3 separate regions of the Homo sapiens genome follow, and all the other regions are linked to region 3. Evidence: chromatin contacts called from ENCODE Hi-C or POLR2A ChIA-PET data. All regions are on one chromosome and are shown on one strand. Each heading gives the region's core, a stretch centred on a gene start or an enhancer-like site at or near the end of the contact. The rest is flanking DNA. Distances are from core to core; before and after follow the strand shown.

Evidence for each region. Hi-C counts contacts between places; a loop is a spot of excess contacts on that map. ChIA-PET counts read pairs that join two places held with the same protein, here RNA polymerase II (POLR2A). Pooled maps may share reads with other maps.
Region 1: a loop to region 3 is called in a map of prostate gland, with 2.5 times the contacts of the local background. The contact joins the promoter of ZNF765-ZNF761 here to the promoter of ZNF677 in region 3. A Hi-C loop is called at or near these places in 2 of 168 maps with a recorded cell type or tissue (naive thymus-derived CD4-positive, alpha-beta T cell and prostate gland), 1 of 37 single-sample maps with no recorded cell type and 15 of 50 pooled maps. POLR2A ChIA-PET finds 5 or more read pairs at or near these places in 2 of 52 experiments (H1 and WTC11).
Region 2: a map of CD8-positive, alpha-beta T cell shows a loop between it and region 3 (14-fold over the local background). The contact joins the promoter of ZNF761 here to the promoter of ZNF677 in region 3. A Hi-C loop is called at or near these places in 1 of 168 maps with a recorded cell type or tissue (CD8-positive, alpha-beta T cell) and 7 of 50 pooled maps. POLR2A ChIA-PET finds 5 or more read pairs at or near these places in 1 of 52 experiments (Caco-2).

Annotation. Positions count from the first base shown.
Region 1 is chr19:53,393,637-53,397,756 of GRCh38, forward strand. ZNF765-ZNF761 (ZNF765-ZNF761 readthrough) reads left to right here and starts at 1,513. Exons shown (of 13, transcript NM_001350496.2): 1 at 1,513-1,557. It overlaps ZNF765 (zinc finger protein 765), which reads left to right and starts at 1,513. Exons shown (of 4, transcript NM_001040185.3): 1 at 1,513-1,557. RefSeq lists a silencer at 1,383-1,582.
Region 2 is chr19:53,428,766-53,433,233 of GRCh38, forward strand. It overlaps ZNF761 (zinc finger protein 761), which reads left to right and starts at 3,219. Exons shown (of 5, transcript NM_001289951.2): 1 at 3,219-3,263. The region is part of intron 9 of ZNF765-ZNF761 (ZNF765-ZNF761 readthrough); the gene reads left to right. It also overlaps the pseudogene TPM3P9. RefSeq lists a silencer at 3,096-3,175.
Region 3 is chr19:53,253,406-53,258,004 of GRCh38, forward strand. It overlaps ZNF677 (zinc finger protein 677), which reads right to left and starts at 1,468. Exons shown (of 5, transcript NM_182609.4): 1 at 1,429-1,468.

The DNA.
Region 1 (4,120 bases), core at 263-2,762, 140 kb after region 3:
TCACCAGAGAGGGCACCTGTAGCCATGTTGTAAAACTCACACTTGTCAAAAAGACATGGGTTAGTGTTTCTCCCCCTCCCTCTGCATGAAGCTAATTAGCTGACACAGATGGTCACCTCCATTACCAACTAGAGCCAGGATGAACTATGTGTGACCAAGGGTGTTGTCAAGTCCTTTTCCCTGAGGACTGATTAGTGTTTATCTTGAAAACATGTACTTAATGGGTTGTATAGAACTGTGAAGTGTCTTTCTCTTTTTTCAACCTCTTAGCTCTTTGCCTCTATTTCCCATCACATTCTGGTCTAAGGCTTACTTATTAATAAAATGGTGTTTATTTCTTTCTCTATTATCGTCATGGAGATGTTTTGTCATTTGGGGGAAGATTTTTTTGTTTCGTTTTCAATTGTATTTTCTTAACAATTAGAAAGTGAAGTAAAAAGTATTTGGCCAGGCGCGGTGGCTCCCGCCTGTGATCCCAGCACTTTGAGGAGGCCCAGGCAGGTGGATCCCTTAAAGTCAAGAGTTTGAGACCACACTGGCCAACATGGTGAAACTCGTCTACAAAAATACAAAAATTAGCCGGGCATGGTGGCACGCGCCTGTAATTGCAGATACTCTGGAGGCTGAGGCAGGGGAATCGCTGAAACCCAGGAGGCAGAGGCTGCAGTGAGCCGAGATCCCATCACGGCACTCTAGCCTGGGCGACAGAGAAATACTCTGTCTCAAAACAAAAGAAATAAGTAAATAAATAAAGGAATAAATCTCTTCCAAAAATGTGCTGAGGCAACTAACTGGATATCCACATGGAAAAGAATACTGTTAGATCCCTATCTCACACAATCAAACTCTTATTTTAAAACGTTTAAAAAAAAAGGAAAAAAAAGAGAGAGTGACGAGGAAGGGAGCCCTGCGGGAGGGGGTGTTACATTGTCGCCCAGGCTGGCCTGGACCCCCAGGCTCAGCAATCCTCCCGCCGCTGCTTCCTGAGTAGCTGGGACCTCAGTCTCCCGCGCCCGCGCCCACATCCCTGCTGTGTTTATCCAGAAGGTGGTGACCTCACTCCTCGCTGGCCTGAGCATTCCGTCCCACATCCCAGGCGGTGGCCCTAGGGAAGTCTCTGCAGCTGAGCACAGGGTGGACTCTCCCTCCCAAGTGAATGGAGACTGGAAAGGGAGAGGATTTCTATTCTGTTTTGTGGGCTGTCAGCATGAAATCGTACGTTCCATCCAGGCAGGGCTTTGCATTTTACATTCCAGTTTGCATCCCCGTTCCAGACAATTCCAGGGCTTTTGAATCATGCCTCAGCCTTCCTGGCCGGTCTCGCCTCCAAAACCCGAAAACTGAGGCCCTGGGAGCCAGGCTGAGAGACTCACAGGTCCCGCCACAGCCCCGCCCTCTGTCGGTTCTAAAGGGTAAAGTCTCTCTGCCCCGCCCCTACCTCGCCCAAGCCCGCCCACCTCCTCGCGGGTCCCGCCCAGGCCTGGCTTCTTTCCTGCGCGCGCAGCTTCGCGCAGACCCGGAAGCGGACGGCGTGGAGTGACTATCCCACCGCCGCGGGTGAGTTTCGCTCTGTTTTGTATTAAGTCTGTGCTTCCCAGGTCCCTGGCGCTTCTGTACCTGGGGCGTGGGGTCTCCACTAACCTGGAAATTCTCAGCCGTCTTCCTTCACCCAGAGCAAGTTGAGACGACCCCGTGAGAGTCCGGGGGTCGCTTCCTTTTGGGTTTAAGGTCCCCCTGAGGCTGGTCCCGTCCCGGGTGTTTCTGCTATAGGGCAATGTATACACTTTCTATCACGTAGTTTTCCTGCTCTGAAACTTTTTCTGACTCCTCCCGTCCCGCGCTTTTTAAAGTCCTCACCCGAGAGGTGAATTCCCTCCCTGAGCGCCTCCCAGTCTCGCCCTCGTTGGCAGCTGGACGCAGCGCGGCGGCCCCAGCCCCAAGGAGGCCGCGTCCTCTGTCTGGTCCTGGGATCCTGCAGACCCCACCCTTGTCTTAAGGCGCCGTGGCGCCGCCGCCTCCCTCCTTTTGCGGGCCCTACTGCTCCCCAGGTTCGCCTCCACAGTCACTGCTTTCCCTGAGCCCGAGTTAGGGAGGTGCCCGGGGCCTGTCCTGTGACACGGGGTGTTCTTGCCTGCCCAGCTCCAGCCCCTGGAAAATGCGCTCCCCCGGGATGCAGGCGTTTTGCTCCAAACCCTCCTGTGTCTTATCCAAAGCCTCCGGTGCTTGTGTAGGCTAAAGGGATCAGGAGACAGACGTAGAGCAGTAGAAAACCTGAGACAGAAAAGAAGAATAAAAAAGACTCATAACAGATGGCAAAGTAGAGGATGGGTGAGGGATTTGCCAGACACAGCAAATGTGGGGGAAAAAAAAAAAAAGGAGGAGAAAAGCAACTGGAGAAATGTAGAGAAAAGGTAGATGTACAGAGAGATGAAGGACAGAGAGCAAGGTAGGGAGAGGGACAGCAAAGAGGGAGGCTCATCAGAGTGAGGGAGAGGAGGAGGGATTTGGAGCCAGGGCAGACAGAGCAGAGTGGTGCTGGTGGCAAGGAGAACAGAGGGAGAAGCACAGCAGGGAGGACACCTGGGGATCTGGGGTGCTAGAGAGTGGGGATGAGGGTATAACAGGGAAGAGAGAATGTAACAGGGAGAGCAGAGGAGGCGCAGAGATGGTGTTGCGGGAAACTAAGTACTAGAGAGACCGGTATGCGGGAGACAGAACGATGTTTATTTAAGGTACGCACCGGCTCAGTGGATTTACATCTAAAAAGCTGAGCATTTCAACAAAGACAGAGTGGGGTTTTTATAAGCAGGCTTACAGAAGCAAAATAAAAGCAGTTAATCATGTAATGATTGGTCACATAATCTATAGCATAGCATAACTTGTGGCCTTGCATAGCTGGTGGTCTTGTAGCTGCATTGAAAGAAAAACAAGAACAGCTAAATACAGACTTTTTTTTTCTTCACTCTTGTTCTAAAGTGGGGTTTTCTGGAGCTCATTCCTTTGGCTTCAGCTGCACAAAAAGCGTTATCTTATAACTGTCCTTGAAGTGAGCTTGCTAGGCAGAGGAAAACTTGTTCTTCTTTTCTTTTTAACCCTTGCCTTGCCTGTTAGTTTTTTGGAGTGAATGAATGCATATTGATTTTTTAAATTTCTGCCTCAGTTTTCTCCCTTTGCTGCTTTTTATAAATAAGGTTTTAATAGAAAGCACCACTATTACTGGATTCTTCATGAAAGAGCAGGTTTTCTTCTTTAGGCACAGGCTGATATTTATATGGAGCTATTAGCTGAGTGGTAGTCTGCCTAGTCACAATTGCTTCTATAGTTGATTGAACGTTCTTAACAAGGAGAGGTGAGGTAAGGGAGTATTAAACCAATTCTTAGTATTTCTAGAACCACTCCTGTTAAGGTTTTGAATCGACTGAAGGAGGAAAACCAGCCTCTAAAGAGGGACTCGGGAGTCTACTTTGTCTAAGTCTGGACTGGAACATGGGATAATTTTTTTATTCTTGCAGTTACTTCTATAACAGCCTTCCTATTGTCATTGATTTCTAGGCAGCAATTAGTTAGATTAAACTTTCTACATACTCCTCCTTCCTAGGCTAGGAGGTAGTCGAAAGCTAATCTATTTTGGTAGATGGCATTTCTCATTTTTGTGGCTTGCTGGGCCAGTAAGTCTAATGCATTTGCTGTTTCATTAGTGATGATTCCAAGTACTGCTTGCAACTTTATGATGCGGTTAAGCGTGTAAACTTAAGTGTGCCCGGCTCAATTTTTGAATTTTTAGTAGAGACAGGGTTTCACCATGTTGGCCAGGCTGGTCTCGAACTCCTGAGCTCAAGCGATCCTCACACCTCAGCCTCCTAAGTAACTGGGACCACAGACACACAGACGTGCACAACCATGCCTGGCTAAGTTTTTGTACTTTTGGTAGAGATGGGGTTTCACCACGTTGCCCAGGCTGGTCTCAAACCTGAGCTCAAGAGATCTACGCACCTCGGCCTCCCAGAGTGCTGGGATGACAGGCATGAGCCACCGCACCCAGCCTTTGCATGAGGTTTGGTCAGGCCTGGGTCTGTGCCCTAAAGGGGAGCTCATCCCACCCCAGCTCCCCACTGCTGCA
Region 2 (4,468 bases), core at 1,969-4,468, 180 kb after region 3:
TTCTGTTATGTGACTGTTCAATGCATTACTTAAAACTGCAAGATTGAATAGAGAGATCAGCTTCTGACACTGATGAATGCAAACCACAAGAAACCAAGTCTCCTCTGCAAAATGATGAAAACACTCGCAAAGTCACTAAAATCAATCATTTCAGACTTCTGAAATTTACCAAAGCCACAGAACAAAGTGAAAAGTATCTATCCCACAGAAAGTACCAAACTTCAGTAAGACAGCAGCATTTGTGTCATTTTAATGTGGAGGCATTACCATTACCCTCCATCCTTCGTTCAGTGTAGAGCACTGACCTCTTTTGAAGCTCCTTTTAAACACCTCCTATCAGGCCAGTCGCGGTGGCTCAAGCCTGTAATCCCAGCACTTTGGACGACAGAGCGAGACTCCATCTGAAAAAAAGAAAGAAAAAAAAAAGAGAAAGTGACTTTTCAAGACTGTGATTTATGGTCTCCCCTGGGAACCAACAGTATCTGTGCTGAGAGCAGATATTTGGGTGGAAGGGGCTCTGGTGTGCAGGGCATGCCTTCTGTAGCTCAGTGCTTCTGACAATGGGTCCGAGGGGAGAAACATTGGCATTAACAGGGAACTTGTTAAAGATGCCAATTTATAAATGCTACCTCAAACCTGCAGAATCAAACATTATTACAGTGGGTTGTGGAGTGCCAGATGACTTATATTCACCTTAAAGCTTGAGAGTCAGTGCTTAGCTAAGAGGCTCTCAGCCCAGGCTTCCAGTTGGATCAAATGGTCATATTCAGTTACTACCATCACCTGTGCCCTCCCCATAGCGTCTGTCTATTGGTGTCGGGGGAAACATCCATGCTGTTTCAATTAACTACCCTGCCCCCAGGTGATTCTAGGGTGAGGAGAAGTCCAGCATGAGGGCTTCCATATGCATTTGTGAAGGTTGATGGCAGACTGTTCCAAATGAGAATAATGGTTTCCGTGATATGATAAAAGCAATGCTATTGAATATGATGATGACTGATGAGAAGTTTTGCATAGCATTCGCTGTAAAAAAGCCACTTATAGGCTGGGCACGGTGGCTCACGCCTGTAATTCCAGCATTTTCGGAGGCTGAGGTGAGCAGATCACCGGAGGTCAAGAGTTCAAGACCAGCCTGGCTAACATGGTGAAACCCTGTCTCAACTAAAAATGCAAACATTAGCCAGATGTGGTGGTGGATGCCTGTAATCCCAGCTACTTGGGAGGCTGAGGCAGGAGAACTGCTTGAATCTGAGAGGTGTAGGTTGCAGTGAGCTGACATCATGCCTCTGCACTCCAGCCTGGGTGAGAGAGCAAGACTACGTCCAAAAAAAAAAAAAAAGAGAGAGAGAATTTTCCTGTAAATAATTAAAAAGACTAAGCAGCCCCAGAGATAAGACCTCCTGGGATCATTGTCCCTTTATATTGAGTGATAAAGTAACCTTCCTTGAAGTATATCAATCCATAACCAATCACCTTGCTGCACCCTATGTACTGGTCTTGAATGGAAAATGTGGTGATTCTTCTAAAGCTTCTCTGTCTTTCCGTGTGTGTGAAACCTAAGGGAACGCTGATCCCATTCATTTGGAGTTGATGTTTCCAGGTGGCTATCCTCATGCTTTGTGTTCAAATAAACTCTGTGCTTAATCATATATTCTAAATTTTATTATTTACTGCTGATATCAGTTTCTGTCAGACTGTAGGAGCCTCACCAGAGAGGGCACCTGTCGCTATGTTGTAAAACTCACACTTGTCAGAAAGACATGGGTTAGTGTTACTCCCCGTCCCTCAGAATGAAGCTAATTAGCTGACACAGATGGTCACCTCCATTACCAAGTAGAGTCAGGATGAACTATGTGTGACCAAGAGTGTTGTCAAGTCCTCTTCCCTGAGGACTGATTAGCGTTTATCTTGAAAACATGTCCTTAATGGGTTGTATAGAACAGTAAAGTTTCTTTCTCTTTTTTCAACCTCTTAGCTGTTTGCCTGTATTTCGCATCACAATCTGGTCTAAGGCTTATTTATTAATGAAATGGTTTTAATTTCTTTCTCTATGATCATCGTGGAGATGATTTCTCATTTGGAGAAAGACTTTTTGTTTGTTTTCAATTATATTTTCTCAACAATTAGACAGTGAAGTAAAAAGTATTTTGGGGGGGCCAGGCACAGTGGCTCACGCCTGTAATCCCAGTACTTTGGGAGGCCGAGGCAGGTGGATCACTTGAAGTCAGGAGGTTGAGACCAGCTGGCCAACATGGGGAACCCACCTACAAAAATACAAAAATTAGCCGGGCATGGTGGCACGCGCCTGTAATGGCAGGTACTCCGGAGGCTGAGGCAGGGGAATCGCTTGAACCCAGGAGGCAGAGGCTGCAGTGAGCCCAGTTCCTGCCACTGCACTCCAGCCTGGGCGACAGAGAAATGCTCTGTCTCAAAATAAAAGAAAAGAAATAAGTAAATAAATAAAAGAAAGTAATAGATCTCTTCTACAAATGTGCTGGGACAACTAACTGGATATCCACATGGAAAAGAATAATGTATCCCTATCTCACACAATCAAAATTTTATTTTAACGTTAAAAAATGGAGAAAAAAAGAGAGAGAGACGAGGGAGGGAGTCCTGAGGGAGGGGTGTTACTTTGTCGCCCAGGCTGGCCTGGACCCCCAGGCTCAGCGATCCTCTCGCCGCTGCTTCCTGAGTAGCTGGGAACTCAGGCTCCCGCCCCCGCGCCTGAATCCTTGCTGTGTTTATCCAGCAGGTCGCCCCTGGCTGGCCTGAGCATTCCGTCCCGCATCCCAGGGGGAGGCCCTAGGGAAGTCTCTGCAGCTGAGCACGGGGTGGACTCTCCCTCCTGAGTGAGTGGAGAATAGAAAGGGAGAGGATTTCTGTTCTGTTCTGTGGGCCGTCAGCATGAAATCGTACGTTCCGCCCAGGCAGGGCCTTGCATTTTACATTCTAGTTTGTATCCCGTTCCAGACAATTCCAGGGCTTTTGAGTCCATGCGTCAGCCTTCCTGGGCGGTCTCACCTTCACCACCCGAAAACAGGTGCTAGGAGAGAAGCTGAGAGGAGCACCGGTCACGCCCCGGCCCCGCCCTCTGCCGGCTCTAAAGCGCAAGGTCTCTCCGCCTCGCGCCCCGCCCCTGCCTCGTCCAGGCCCCGCCCACCTCCTTGCGGGTCCCGCCCAGGCCTGGCTTCTGCTCTGCGCGCGCAGATTCGTGCAGACCAGGAAGCGGATAGCGTGGAGTGACGGTGCCACCGCGGCGCGTGAGTTTCGCCCTGTCTTGTATTAAGTCTGCTCTTCCAGGTTCCTGGCGCTTCTGTACCTGGGACTTGGGATCCCCACAAACCTGGAAATTCTCAGCCGTCTTCCTTCACTCAGAGCAAATTGAGACGACCTCGTGAGAGGCCGTGGGTCGGTTCCTTTTGGGTTTAAGGTCCCCCTGAGGCTGGTCCCGTCCCGGGTGTTTCTGCTACAGGGCAATGTATACACTTTCTAACCTGTAGTTTTCCTGCTGTAAACCTTTTTCTGACTCCTCCCGCCCCGCGCTTTTTAAAGTCCTCACCTGAGAGGTGGATTCTCGCCTTTGTCGGCCCCTGGAGCCCAGCGCCGCTGCCCCAGTCCCGGAAAGGCCGCGTCCTCTGCCTGGTCCTAGGATCCTGCAGACCCCACCCTTGCCTTAAGGTGCTGTCGCCCCTTCACCTCCCTCCTTGTGCCGGGCCCTGCTGCTCCACGGGTTTCGCCTCCACAATCACCGCTTCCCCTGAGCCCGCGTTGGGGAGGTGCCCGGGGCCTGTCCTGTGACGCGGGGTGTTACTGCCTGCCCAGCTCCAGCCCCTGGAAAATGCGCTCCCCCGGGATGCAGGCGTCTTACTCCAAACCCTCCTGTGACTGTGTGGGCCAAAGGGATCAGGAGACGGACAGAGAGCAGTGGAAAACCTGAGACAGAAAAGAAGAATGAGAAAGACCTATAACAGATGGCAAAGTAGAGGATGGGTGAGGGATTTGCCAAGAGACAGCAAAAGTGAAAAGAAAACGATAAGAAAGCAGGAGGAGAAAAGCAAGTGCAGAAATGTAGAGAAAAGCTGGATGTACAGAGAGATGAAGGACAGCAAGGTAGGGAGAGGGACAGCAAAGAGGGAGGCTCATCAGGGTGAGGGAGAGGAGGAGGGATTTGGAGCCAGGGCAGACAGAGCAGAGTGGTGCTGGTGGCAAGGAGAACAGAGGGAGAAGCACAGCAGGGAGGACACCTGGGGATCTGGGGTGCTAGAGAGTGGGGACAGGGGGGTATAACAGGGAAGAGAGAATTTAACGGGGAGAGCAAAGGAGGCGCAGAGATGGTGTTGCGGGAAACTGAGGACTAGACAGACTGATATGGGGGAGACAAAAGGATGTTTATTTAAGATACGCACCGGCTCAGTGGATTTACATCTAAAAAGCTGAGCATTTCAACAAAGACGGAGTGGGGTTT
Region 3 (4,599 bases), core at 218-2,717:
TTTAGGCCAGGCGCGGTGGCTCACGCCTGTAATCCCAGTGCTTTGAGAGGCGGAGACAGATCACCTGAGGTCAGGAGTTCGAGACCAGCCTGGCTAACAAGGTGAAAATCCCGTCTCTGCTAAAAATACAAATTCACCGGGCATGGTGGCGCATGCCTTTAATCCCAGCCACTCGGGAGGCTAAGGCAGGAGAATCGCTTGAACCCTGGAGGCGGAGGTTGCAGTGAGCCGAGATCAAGCCACTGCACTCCAGCCTGGGTGACAGAGTGAGACTCCGTCTCAAAAAAATAAATAAATAAATAAAAGAAAGCAAAAGAAAGCATTTAAACCTCATAAGCTGAACAATACATTTAAGAGAAAATACTTTGAAAATTTTTTTTAAATCCAATAAATTATGGAATTACATTTAAGACAAGTTGAATACACGTCAAATTTAGAAAATGACACAAGCCACACACAAAAAAGGAGGGAATAATATTGTTAATGTCTGTTTGCAAAAGCAGCATACGGTGTCACAGTTTCTTCCCATTTCTTGACTCTCCTCAAGATCAGAGAAAGGGAAGAGGGTGAGCTGGAATTAACTGAGCTAAGTCAGTTAACCCTCTGGCTGAATAAGGGTTGCTTCTGATGTAATAATTAGAAAACGCAGAAGCCTCACACCGTAGTTTTGCAATTTTCATGCTCTTCTGCACAAACAATGAAGCAAATTTTAAATTAATTATAGAGCCATACATCAGTACTTCACAACTTAATGTTCCATATTAAATCAATCCACACTCACATGGATTTGGGTGCCCCCCCCTTTCTCCACCATTATGTGATTTTTTTCCCCCTCTCTATAAATGTTTCTCTTCCACCTTCTGTTTCTTTCCTTTTCTTTTTCCCATTTCGGCGTTTTCCTGTCCCTTTCTGCTCATTTGGCTTCCCTTCCTCTCCTTCTCTGACAGAGTGTTTGGCCCCATCCTGGTAGCATCCTTTTTTTCAGTCCCTGCTATTGTTTCTGATGGCTCTCTAATTTCGCGCATTTCTCCCTCTTTATCCTCCATTTCTGCTTCCCCTCTGTTCTCCCTGGAGAAGGGCGAAGGGTGTGTATCCACCCCGAGTGAGGGCTTTACCAGGGGGAGGGAAGAGGGAGTCAGAGAAGAGTTTTAAGCAGAGAAACGACGCGGTGGGCGGTCGGTGTCCACACTGACCTAAAGCAAAAAGGTCGGGGCCAGTACCCACTTCAGAACGATTTTAATCCGAAATGGACGCAGATCTCTAGACCCTCTCGGAGCGACGGGACTGGGAACGTCTTAGGGCCACGCCGCGAGAGGAATGAGCAGGTTCGGGGTTTTAACCTACAGGGCGACCCCAAAACCCGACAGCGGAGCGTGGGAACCTGTGGCCCGCGAGGCGCAGGCTTGAACCCGAAAGACGGAGACTCACCCGAGAGCGCCAGTAGCCCCGCGAGATCCGCTTCCGGGTCGGCAGGAACCTGCGCGTACGCGAGTGCACTGGGGCGGCGCAAGGGGCAAGGGCAGGGGCAGGGCGCGGACAACTGTGGGGATGGGCGGGCAAATGGCGGGGATGGGCGGGGACAATGGCGGGATGGGCGGGGACAATGGCGGGATGGGCGGGGCCTAGGGGTCGGACTGCCGGACCTCTCCTCGGCGCGTCCCAGCGACTTTTTTAGGCCTGTTTGTCGCCCAGCAGTACTCGATTCTTCACTTTTGGATTCCCTTGAATCTCTATGGTGTCCTTTGGAGCCTAGCTAAGTAAAAAATTAGAGACCTGTGGGCCCCTTATATTGGAATCGGAGCTTAAGATGGGAAAGGTTTGCTTGAAAACGTTTCTGCGAGCGATGGAGGCGCGTCCTGCGACGAGGCGGGAGGAGCGCTGGGACCTGGTGGATGGGAGAGGGCGACGGTATAAGGAAGCTCTTGGATCCAGGAACTTCTGAAATCCGGACGATTAAAATTTGTATTTAATTAAGCGAAAGCTGGAGTTGTCTGCGTAGGTGATGGAAACTGGAATGAGATGCATTTTTGTGCCTGTGCGGAGTGTACAATTTTATATTGACTTTCACTGGAACGTAATTTTTATTTCCGCTCCCCAGTCACCCAGGAGGCAGAGATGCACCATGGGCTGAGTTCCAGAGAATTTATGGGGTCAGACCCTGGGCGGTGGGGGGTGGAAGGCTGAGGCTTGGCTTTAAAAGAACGCAAAGTTCTGCTTGTATCGATCTAAATTTATTTTCCTTTATTATCCTAATGCACATTTCTTGAGATAAATTACAAATCCAAGTGCTGGATTTATTGGAGTTGGTATGTTGTGTTTTGTCTAAGTTATTAATTACTAATATACTATCGTTATTATTATTTTTATTATTATTTTGAGATGGAGTCTCTGTTTCCCAGGCTGGATTGTAATGGCGCGATCTCGGCTCACGGCAACCTACGCCTCCTGGGTCAAGCGATTTTCCTGCCTCAGCCTCCCGAGTACCTGGGACTACAGGCGTGTGCCACCATGCCTGGCTAATTTTTGCATTTTTAGTAGAGACGGGGTTTCACCACGTTAGCCAGGTTGGTCTGGGACCCCTGAGCTCATGTGATCCGCCCACCTGGGCCTCATGAAGTGCTGGGGTTATAGGCGTGAGCCACCGCTCCTGGCCTTTAGTCTGTAAAGTCTTTATTCTCAGTTATTTGGAAGAGTATTTTTAACATAATATGTGCTTGGCAATTCTCCTGGCCAACTGAATTGATTTCTCTTGGGCCCAGAGAGGAAACTTATTGACTGGAGGCTCCCCAAGAGAAGATGAGCCCATATGGGGGTATCTGAGTAAACCAAGGTCTATCCACTGTCTCTTTGGGTCTCTGTTTTCGTAACTGGGAATTACATCTGATAACAGGTGAAGGGTGAAAAAAAAATGAGAGTGCATTTTAGCATAAAAATACATATATGTTATTTACATATAAACATACACATATAAAAATTCTATTTATTTTACATATAAAAATACATATATGTATTTAAATTTTTTTTTTTTGAGACGGAGTCTCACCCGTACAGACGGGGTTTCACCGTATTAGCTACGATGTCTCGATCTTTTGACCTTGTGACCCACCCATCTTGGCCTCCCAAAGTGCTGGGATTACAGGTGTGAGCCACAGCGCCCAGCCTCTTTCTCTTTTCAATGTATTAAATGCACAAGATTCCATACTTTCAAATTCCATTTTGCAGAATTATTATATTTTCATAGGTTTCCCAAATCAAATATTAATTCAAGTTTCAGTTAGTTGTTTTAAAATAATAAATATATAGTTACATAATCTTTAAAATGATTCGTTTTCTAGCCTAAAATGCTTTATCACCTTTTATGTTTCATGTCTCATATTTTAGTGCACACTCTACCTAATGTTGTACATTAATTTCCGTGATGGGTGCCGTAGTATTTTTAGTCTTTGCAGACAGTGAAATGAGTGTTTCTGCTGGTATCTTAACATCTACTCACATTAAATACATTGGGTCATATGAAATTATTTAGTGCCTATTATAACTTATCAAGACCTATGAATATTCACTCATAAGTTATATTGATATGTAGAATAAATACTTTGACAAAAATAGGAAATTATCAAACCAAATTTATAAAGTGAACATGACAAATATTTATACATATGTAGGTGTGCGTGTATGTATGTGTGTGTGTATATGTATATATATGTGTGTATAGATATATAAAGGACACAACTAGGCAACTATTATAGCGTAGTAGTGAACACCAATGTTACTGCAACCAGGCTACTCACGTTCAAATCTTCACTCTTCTGGTATTTAAATGAGTCACCTAATCTCCTTGTGCTTAAACTCTTTTAGAGTTGGTGAAAGGAGAATAATATGAATTCCTACCTCATGGAGTTGTGAATATTAAATGTCAGAATAGGTACAGCATTTATAAAAGTCACTCATACATTGTAGGTGCTGTAAAAAGAAATACACGAAATGGGAAATTTGTTAACAATATATCTCTCTATATATTTCACTTTTAATATTCAGGGGGAAGAAATCGTCATAAGTGAAAGGTTATTTTCCATGAAAATGTGGCCCACAACTCGTGTTGCCATGCAGAACCTTCTGCTTACTCAATATTGAGTGCTGGAAAATGACAGAATGGCCTCTGTGGACCTGAAAATTGGAATGATCTTCCTATTTGTGGGCAGCAAGCCACCCAGCTGCCGAGGCAAGAGACCGAGGGCACGAGCTGTTCCAGCATAATAAAATATATAAAACAACAAGAGTTATATTAGATCTAGATCATAGACATGATTATATATGAATATCATTAATCATTAGTTGGTAGCAATTACTCTTATTCCAATATTATAATAATCCTCGCTCTATAATCATAACCTAGGAAAAGCCAGGCCATACAGAGATAGGAGCTGAGGAGACATAGTGAAAAGTGACCAGAAGACAAGAGCGCGAGCCTTCTGTTACGCCCAGACAGGGCCACCAGAGGGCTCCTTGGTCTAGGGGTAACGCCAGCGTGTGGGAAGACGCCCGTTGCCAAGTGGACCGTGGTCTAGCGGTAGCGTTAGTGTCAGGGAAAAACACCCG